Regions from separate parts of the Homo sapiens genome. Here region 2 is linked to region 1. A link is an interaction called in ENCODE POLR2A ChIA-PET data of the cell type or tissue named here. Cell type or tissue: MCF 10A. All regions are shown on one strand. Links, peaks and the distances in the headings refer to the core of each region. The heading gives the core; the rest is flanking DNA. Region 1 holds the start of RAB7B (RAB7B, member RAS oncogene family). Region 2 overlaps SLC26A9-AS1 (SLC26A9 and RAB7B antisense RNA 1).

Region 1 (4,352 bases), core at 353-4,352:
GCAACACACCTATCAAAAATGGGCAAAGAACGTGAACAAGTTACCAATTGAAATCTTATAAAGAATTAGTAAGCTTTGAAAAGATACTCAACCTTACTAACTATCAAGGAAATTAACATTTCAAAATACCATTTATTTTCACCCAGTAGAGTGGCAAAATTTTAAAAAGATTGACAACAATATTTAGGGTTGGCAAGTGTGTTAGGGAAACACTCTTATATATTGTTGATAGAGTATGAATTAGCACAGTCTTTTTGGAAGGTAATTGGACAATATCAAAACGTAATATGCACACAGCCTAGGTTCTCATTCTAGGAATCTGTCCTACAGAAATACTCATGCATATGCTCAAACACATATTTGTACAGATGATTACTAAAGCATTGGGGTAATCTAACTGTCCATCAATATGACACTCTCTACATCAATTCTGATCCATTAATACTCTGGAACAATTAGCTGTTTTATTATTTATTTATTTATCTGTCTATTTAGAGACAGGGCCTCATTCTTTTGCCCAGGCTGGAGTGCAGTGGCATGATCATAGCTCCCTGCCACCTCAAATTCCTGGGCTGAAGTGATCCTCCCCCCTCAACCTCCCAGGTAGCTGGGACTACAGGTGTATGCCACCATGCCAGGCAGATTTTTTATTTTTCATTTTTTGTAGAGACAGGATCATGCTTTGTAGCCCCAGTTGGTATCAAACTCCTGGCTTCAAGTGATCCTCCCACCTAGGCCTCTCAAAATGTTGGCATTACAGGTGTGAGCCACCACGCCTGGCCAAGGGCAGTTTTAAAAAGATGAAATAATGAAGTGGGAAGCTACACGTGATGGCTTTAAGTAAGAAAAAAGAAAATCACTGAACGTTTTATATAGTGTGATAAGAAAGCTAAGGGGAGATATACACTAAATGATTCATAAGAGGGATGGGAAAGGTAGATTAGAGGCTAAGAGCTATCATTTTATGTTATATATGTTTTGTTTTAAAATTTGTTACACAAGCCTAAGTTGTTTTGTAATTTAAGAATATCAAATAATCACTTAACATTTCTTTAAAAAGATGTGTGGATGGCAGCCCAAAGCAATTTGAGCGTGATTTTCAGATAGGACAAATTACTTCTGTGAGCAAGAGAGTGAGGATGTCTGGTGCCATGGAGTGATCATGAGTTTGGGACTCAGAATTCTCATCCTGGCTCCACACATTTGTGGCCTTGGATGGGTTACTGAACCTTGGGGCGTCTGTTCCCTCATGGGTAAAATGGACATCACTCGTGGCTGTGGCTTCCTCTGCAGGTGACATGTGTCATGATCTTATAACACAGCACTGGTCCCCAAGTTGGGAAGGATCCAGATAATTGTTTACCAGCTGGGAGAGGGGGTGAGTCTAGAGGCCAGGGCCCTGGTTGGTCATGCTTGCCACTTCCTATGGTGTAAACACTTCCACCATGGCTGACTTCAAGCTACCAGCGTGGAGCCTGCTCCAGCACACTCCTGCAAGGACTTCAAAGGTCATTTATGCCAAGCACCACCCTGTGCTTGAGTCATCTCTTCCACATCCATGAAAGGTAGAGCCAGACCTGCCCCATGGAGCTGCCTCCCGCTCCTAGGAGTATTTCTCCTGAGGGCCACACAAAAAGTGCTCAAGATCCTGGTAAGTTACCTCGGCCTTAACTTTGGGCTCCCACATTCCACCCCCTCCCTGGTTCCTTTCCCCTAGATGCTCACTCAGGGTGTGCTGCTACTGCAGGTTCCCCTACCCTATCCTAGAAGGGCAGGAGTTTGCTGAGGCTGCTATTTTATAAGAGCCCAGTCCTTGGGCCCAGCCTCACTAGGAGCAACAAAGAGTGACTGGGACCAGGTCCGTGGGAAGTGGGGGCGGTTTGTGGGGTGACGCAGCCTGGCTCACCTAGGAGGCACACGCAGATCTCATACAGTGGTTGGAGTCCCTTTCCATGTCATCTCTGCTGGGCTTTGGCAGTAGCCGTCTTTTTTTTTTTTTAGAATTGAAGTTTTTTATTAGAAACTTTTTAACTATGAATTCAATTTTTAAAGAAGCGTAGGACTATACAGCTTATCTATTTCTTTTTGAGATAACTTTGGTAATGTGTATCATTAAGGAATTTTTCTATTTCATCTCAGCTGTGAAATGTATAGGAATAAGTTGTTCATAATATTTCCATTTTATCCTTTATCTGTAAAAAGTGTAGTGTTGTCACTAAGCCTCATTCCACCCACTCAGCTGACTCAGATGCTTCAAACCAAGGAATCCTCCTAGAGGCTAGGCTGAGTCATCCTCTACTGTTAAGTAACAGTGAAAAGCAGGATTGAAATGCAGGACTCTGCCTTCAGCCAGCCCCGGTCCACACAGAGCAGAACTTGCGGTGACTGACTCCCCACTGGAGGTCCCCAGCTCTTTCCCCTTCTTGTCTGGCAGCACTTCTAAGCCTGGAGTCCTGGTCCTGCCCATTTGCCAAAGCTACAGTGTAGCTCAGCCCCTGTGGAGTAAGAAGGACTGAGCTGTTGCCAAGCCCCAGTGCCTGGCACCAGCCCTCCAAGAACGCTGGAACCCCCTTCCCTCTCATTTCTCACTTCCTTTCTCTCCTTACCCCGCTGGCTCCAACCTGAAACCAGGTACAATCTTCTGTCGCATCTGCATTGGGTGGGGTATCACTTCTGCTGACAGGAGACGAGTGAGCAGGGGCAGGTAAGGATTCTGAAGCAGACAGAGTCTCCCGCCCCCATCATACTATCTTTCCAGGCTCTTGTCCACTTTCAGCACCTCCCCTCCTGATCCCATACCTTGGAAAAGGACAAATATATCCACCCTAAAAAATAATGGGACCTACAATCTTGGAAGCAAAATTTGTCTGTGAAAAGAGGCTATGTAGAGAGCACAAGGCTTTGTTGCCTCCCAGTAATGTTCACAATTCCGCCTTACCCACCTCAACCCTAGCAGGTCTAGACCTGCTCCCTCTGGGAAGTGTACCTACAGCCCTGGTTTCAGGAGGCTTGGCGCTCTTGTTCTTTAGGTTATTTGAGGATCTTGTCTCCTTGAGTAGACTGTCCATGCCTGAAGGGCAGGGCTGTGCCTCACACCTCTCTGTATCCCACTAAAGAGCCTGACCAATGCTGGGATTCTAGAGGTTTCCATGAACAGCCATCCATCCACTCATCCATCCATCTGTTCATCTGTCTGGCACAGGCAGTGCATGCTTACTAAGCCCCAGCACTGTGTAGGTCTAAAGATACAGACAAGTTACTATCTCCGTGGGACCTTTGTGGTGGGAGATTGATCTGTAAGCCCAAAGAAATTATTTGTATTAATACATAATACCTAGCAATTATAGAGCACTTGCAGTTTACAAAATGCCACTGAAGCCCAATGGATACCTGGGTCAAGAACTGGGTATAGAACCCAGATCCGTCCGACTCTATTCATTGGCTCCCCTGGCATTGCAGCACTGGGCAAGGAGAAATATTTATGATTTAGAACAGGAGTGATAATTTCCTACTCCAGGGGCCAAGCTTCCCCTGATGAGACCCTTAGGCCAACACAATTCCATCCCAGAAGGCACTCTGTCAATGTCACAAGGGGACTCTGGGTGCCAGCAGGGTTTTGCCCTCATGCAGGGCTCTAGTTTCTGGCAGGTCCTGCAGGTTTGAGGCAGCAGCGCCATCCTCTCCTGACTGGGCCAGCAGCTGCGTCCTGGGACTGATGGCCTTTGTGGGTCTCCGAGCTGGGCCTCAGCTCTTCGCACAGGCAGGGAAGTCTTTTCTTGCTGCCACACCCTGGGAGCTTCTCCAGGGTGGGGTCTTAGGGCTGGATTTAAACTCTGCAGCTGCCAGATTGGAAATCTCATCCTTGCATTCCCTGCCTCCACTCCTCCACCCAAATACCCAAATAACTCCCAGGGCTGCAGGGGCAGACAGAAGCACTGAGACAAGCTCCCGGGGCACTTACAGCTGTGGCTGTGCAGCACTCGGCCTCCGCTCTGAGGGCAGCTGGGAGTCCTCTCTCAGTCTGGTGGTCTCTTCTTAGAGCAGTGGTCTCAGCAGGGCCAGGGAAGAGGCTCTGGGACAAAGACAGGCAAAAGAAAGTCTGTTGAAGCCACGCCACTTCCCTCTGAGTTTTCCTCCTCTCCCTCTCGTGCACAGACTTGGGAAAGTTGCAAAAGAGGCTGGGCCGGGTGACCTCAGCTGTGTGGGTGGAGGGGGTGGAGTGGAATGGAAAAGCTAGGCTCCAGAGCTGACTGGATTTGGGCCCTTCAAGAATTTCATTTATAGGAACCGTGGCCCATGGTGATGAGGATGGGAGCTATGGGTCAGGGGGCCTGCAGGGTAACATGTCCCAT
Region 2 (4,389 bases), core at 66-4,065, 51 kb before region 1:
TCTAGGTTAGTTTTGTCTCCCAGTGGTTCCTTGAGGCCCGGGACTGTATCACAAGCACTTGTGAGACATCAGAATGTACTGGAAGAAAGAAAACTTTAGCCTCAGATCTTAGCTCTGGGGTTTGCTAGTCATGAGACCTGGGGCAAAGTATTAAACTCCCAGGCTCAATTTATTCATCTGTGAAGGGGGCTGAGTGGCAAAAAAGGAGGTGCGGTTGTAAGGTGAATTCCTTTCCTTCCGGCACAAAGACAGGGCCCAGGAATGACCACTAGTGGCATGGCCATCTGCTTATCTCCATCATCTCTCTGACAGTGCAGTGTAATCAGCCCTTCAGCCATACCCCAGCTAGGCGAGGCCCTTCTCAACTGCACAATGAATGGCCCTTGCTCCCTTGTCCCAGGGAGCCAGGAGTGCAGAGCTCCTGTTTGCAGGTCTTGCCTCACAATCTCCCAGAGATGCAGCCAAGTGGCAGAATGGGTTCCAGAAGGCTCCCCACCCAAGCTTCTCCAGCAGAGCAAAACCATGGTGGCAGTACCTGCACCTGAGCCCTGGAGCCCCAGCCCCCTCTGCCTTTTCTCCTTTTGGAAGGTGCCAAGTGGAAAGGGTGTGAGTGAATGTGTGTATGTGTGTCTGCAGTGTGAATTTTGAACAAGAGTGAGAATGCTTTTCTAAAAGAGAGGGGGACCTGTGTATGTAGTACACCTTTCCTCTTCCTCCCTCCTCACCTCCACATGCTCCCTGGTGACCAGTGGACCTTTGCCTAGCCGTGGATGCAGCTGAGCCCTCTCACCTTCTAGTTACCTGGAGCTTTCCTGCCTAAGGAATAAACCAGACTCTCTAGAGCCAGACCCACAGGTGTAGGCAGCTTTTGCAAGAACAGAGTCTTGTAGCAGGGGCTGCTCCAGTTCACATTGGAGGGAAGGGAGTGTGGAGGGGCATGTGTCTACCATGAGAGTTTGGGGGACAAGTCCAGAAATTTATCAGCACCCCTCTGCAAAGTAAACCTCCTATTGCTGTGGGGTTTTTTTACCTGCCAAGGTCAGGGTACTTAGTTCCCTGATTCTACCCTCCCCCTTTCCAGCAACCTTGCCAGAACTGATCACTGAGGGCTAAGGCGGAGCTGGTAGCAGGGTCAAGGATAGGCTTGCAGCCCTAGAGAAGGGGCATGTCCACCCTAGGAAGGAGACTGGAACCAAGCCAGGGCTTTAGTCTGGGACACACTCAGGTGCCCTGACCAGCCTAAACTCCACTCTCCAACTGGGATTGGAGTCAAGTGTGAACTGTGCATGGGATTCCCTGAGCAAAGTGGGCCCAGTGTGAGGGTAGAGGAGGAAAACAGGGACTGGCCTGCTGGGACCTCAGCTGGGGCCATTTCTCTGGGTCTCCCGGCACAGCAGGCAGGCCCTAGGTAGGTGTGACAAAGGCTGGCTGAGTGGCGCTGGGGTCCAACCCTCAAGAAGTACCTTCACCCCCAGAGTACAGGAAACAGGTCACCGAGTGAGTGGGTTCTTGGTCAGCTGGGGCTAATTCCTGTCAGCCCTCCAGGACTGTGCTCTGGCCTGGCCTGCTCAGAGGGCCGCATTGTTCCCTGGGAGCCTCTTGAGCATTTAGCTTGTCTTGTCCTGCTGGTACATTCATTGGCTGTGATTCCTGCTGAAGACATCTTCGGGGGCAGGCAGGACGCCAAGCTTGCGGGCAGGACTTGAGCTGTTCCACCGAGCAGGGAGCTCAGAGGCAGCAGGGACTCGCCAGCCTGGGATGTGACCATCTGGGGCTGTTTGCCAAGGGCAGGAGCAAGTTTGCCTGAGAAGTTCTGACACCCCCACTGGCCCTGGCAAGGAGACTGAGTGCAGGCTCTGTGTGCAACCGGAGTGTCCTGAGATTGGCTCTGTCCCCCCCAGAAACAAGCTGTGTGATTATGGGTGAGTTAATAAACTTCCCTGAGCTCTTGGCCTCCTCATCTGCAAGATGTGGGTACCAGCAGCACCTACCTCAGAGTGACTTTGGGAATATTAAACAAAGTAATGCATGAAAAGCACTTAGCTCAAGGTCTAACACTTCTCAGCCCCAGAGGGCCCAGCCCACTAACACTGCCCTTTCTCTATGCCCTCTCCCCATCCAGCTTGGATGGAATGCTCTCCCTTCTTGCCTCGGCTTCAGCACTTCAGCTAAAGCCACATCTCCCTGATGACTGCCGTGTGCTCTGGTTGTACCCACACTCCCACAGCACTCTCAGGTGGTAACTGCAGTTAGATACTTGACCACATGTTGTCAGGGATTTGGCTCTAATGGGAGGCTTCATTCCTGGAGCATAAGATTTGGGATGTTTGCTTGTTTTGTCTCCTTTGCGGACCAAAACATACTAAGCATTTTAACAAGAGTGCTTACCTGTTGACTGAACGTCCCATCCTGAGTCCTGCCCCTGGGCAATTAGAATAACCATAATTTATTGTGGTTGTAGTTATGCTCTTTGGAGATCCAAGGGTTCCAAAGATGTGCTTCAGTTGCAGCCACACCCCACCAGCTGGTGAGCTCATGTGATTGCGACTTACCCACATTTTGCTGGCTTGTGTCCCCTCCCTCTGACTCAGAGCTCGTGTCCTTCCTCAGCTATAGTTTGCCGTGGTTATGCTTGGGAGTCTCTGGGGTGTCTCTGGGTAGACTCTTCTGCTCCAGACTTGTTCTTACTGTCTCTTGCCCATGGGTCATGAAGACAGGGTCCCTCCTGAGAATTCTGCTCTCCTGCTCTGGTGCCATGTGCCGGAGCTCCAACCCTTGAGGGCCCAGCATCTCAGGGCACACTATGACCAGCTGCCACATCATGTACCATGCAGAAGTGTGGGTCGTGGCATCTCTCCAATCTGTGTCACACTGTGTTGTCCCAACCCTGATGGTGCTATGGTGCAGACTGCTAGCTATCCACCGTCAGAGACTGCATTGTGGTAGGACACGTGGTGGCCAAGTGGGACTCTACTTTCCAGCCTTCCTTGTAATGAGGTGTGGCCATGTGGCTGAGTCTTCACTGGACTGTGGAATGGAGAATGAGGCCGGCCACTTACAGGTCTGGGTCTTGAGTTGTTGGGCATGCTTCCTGCATGCCCTCTCCTCTTCCTGCCAGCTGGAGCCTAGATGTGGTGGGGACCCAGATTTCACTATGCATGATAACAATGGCCTGGCAAGTGGGAAAGCAACAGGGGGAAGGAACCTGGGCCTGTGAATGACCTCAGGAAGCTGAGAATGCCAGCAGCCAGGACTGCTCACTTTGAGACTCACTAGTGTCCCAAGAAGAGAAAAACTCCTATATTCTGTAATCTACTGTATTGAGGTTCTCTTTATAATGGGACATTAGTCTTTAACACACACATGGGTCCTGAGTCTCATTAAGTCCCTGGTGAGAACAGCTCTTTCTGCTTCTGCTGTAGTCCTGCACCGTCCCCCCAACCCCCTCTCTAAGGGCTGGATGGAACCCAAGGGCCTAGCTGGGGAAAGAGGTCATAGAAGCCCATTTCCTGAGTTCTTCTCTGCACCAAGGGATTTGATCACAGGGACTCTTCCTTTCCTGTAAATAGAGGTCTGGAGGACCTTTGATTCACTAGCTCATCAGACCTACCCAGACTCTGGATTCTAGTATAGGGTCTTCCAGGTCACCTAGCCCTGTGCATCTTTAACAATGGAAGCTTGGTAATTAATGCCCCAGCATAAGTTAAGCCTCATTGGATGAGGGCATAGTCTTCCTGCTTGGCTCACCTCTGTCTCCTGCTTAGAGTGAGAAGAGAAAGCAAGCATTGGAGGTCTTTTGGATCAGGAAAGAACCCTGTGGGTTTAGTAACTTCCAGGCCCCTCTTATTGTCTCTTATAGTAAGCAGGTGATAGATGAAGTTGTGCTACTAATCGAGGTTAAGAAAAAATAGTGCTTTAATAGTTCCTTGCATTTGTAGGGCACTTAGAGTTTATAGAGTGCTTTAGTATGCATTATCTGAAGCTATTTATCCCCATTTTGCATATGTGGAGACTGAGGATCCGTTACCCCCACCTAGGATATGCCCAAGCTTGGGTTAGCTCTCAGGGTTCCTGACTTCTAGCCTTGTGCTCTTATTTCTATACACTGCCAGGCTGAAAAATGATGGTTTGTGACTTACACTCAGGAAGTTGTGAACATTGAGGATGGCTTCGAGAAGAGGGAATTGTGTTGACTTTGGGGGAGACATTTCACCAACTGAGGTCTCAGTTTCTTCTTCTGTAAATGTGAAAGACATGCCGGCCTCTCCCAGACCAAGTAGAGAGTTTGTTGTTGTCACATACCTGGTTCCTATTCCAATTCCTGCCCTTACTCTAAGACTGTAAGGTAAATTGTTCTGTGGGCTTAGATTTGTCTGAGGAAGTTGGGGT

What was found. Peaks named below come from ENCODE experiments on the same cell type or tissue, not always from the same donor. Only the 100,000 strongest peaks of a DNase experiment are listed, where the experiment ranks them.
Region 2: POLR2A ChIA-PET joins it to region 1 with 7 read pairs; 1 of 35 experiments calls an interaction of 5 or more read pairs at or near these places.

The regions. Positions count from the first base shown.
Region 1 is chr1:205,999,292-206,003,643 of GRCh38, forward strand. It overlaps RAB7B (RAB7B, member RAS oncogene family), which reads right to left and starts at 4,104. Exons shown (of 6, transcript NM_001164522.3): 1 at 3,962-4,104. In MCF 10A, for the core only: no CTCF peak of the experiment used is centred there; DNase peaks (open chromatin) are centred at 1,530, 2,300, 3,010 and 4,180.
Region 2 is chr1:205,948,793-205,953,181 of GRCh38, forward strand. The region is part of intron 2 of SLC26A9-AS1 (SLC26A9 and RAB7B antisense RNA 1); the gene reads left to right. Among named protein-coding and RNA genes, the nearest start is that of SLC26A9, 7.5 kb to the left of the region's middle. In MCF 10A, for the core only: no CTCF peak of the experiment used is centred there; DNase peaks (open chromatin) are centred at 1,709 and 2,569.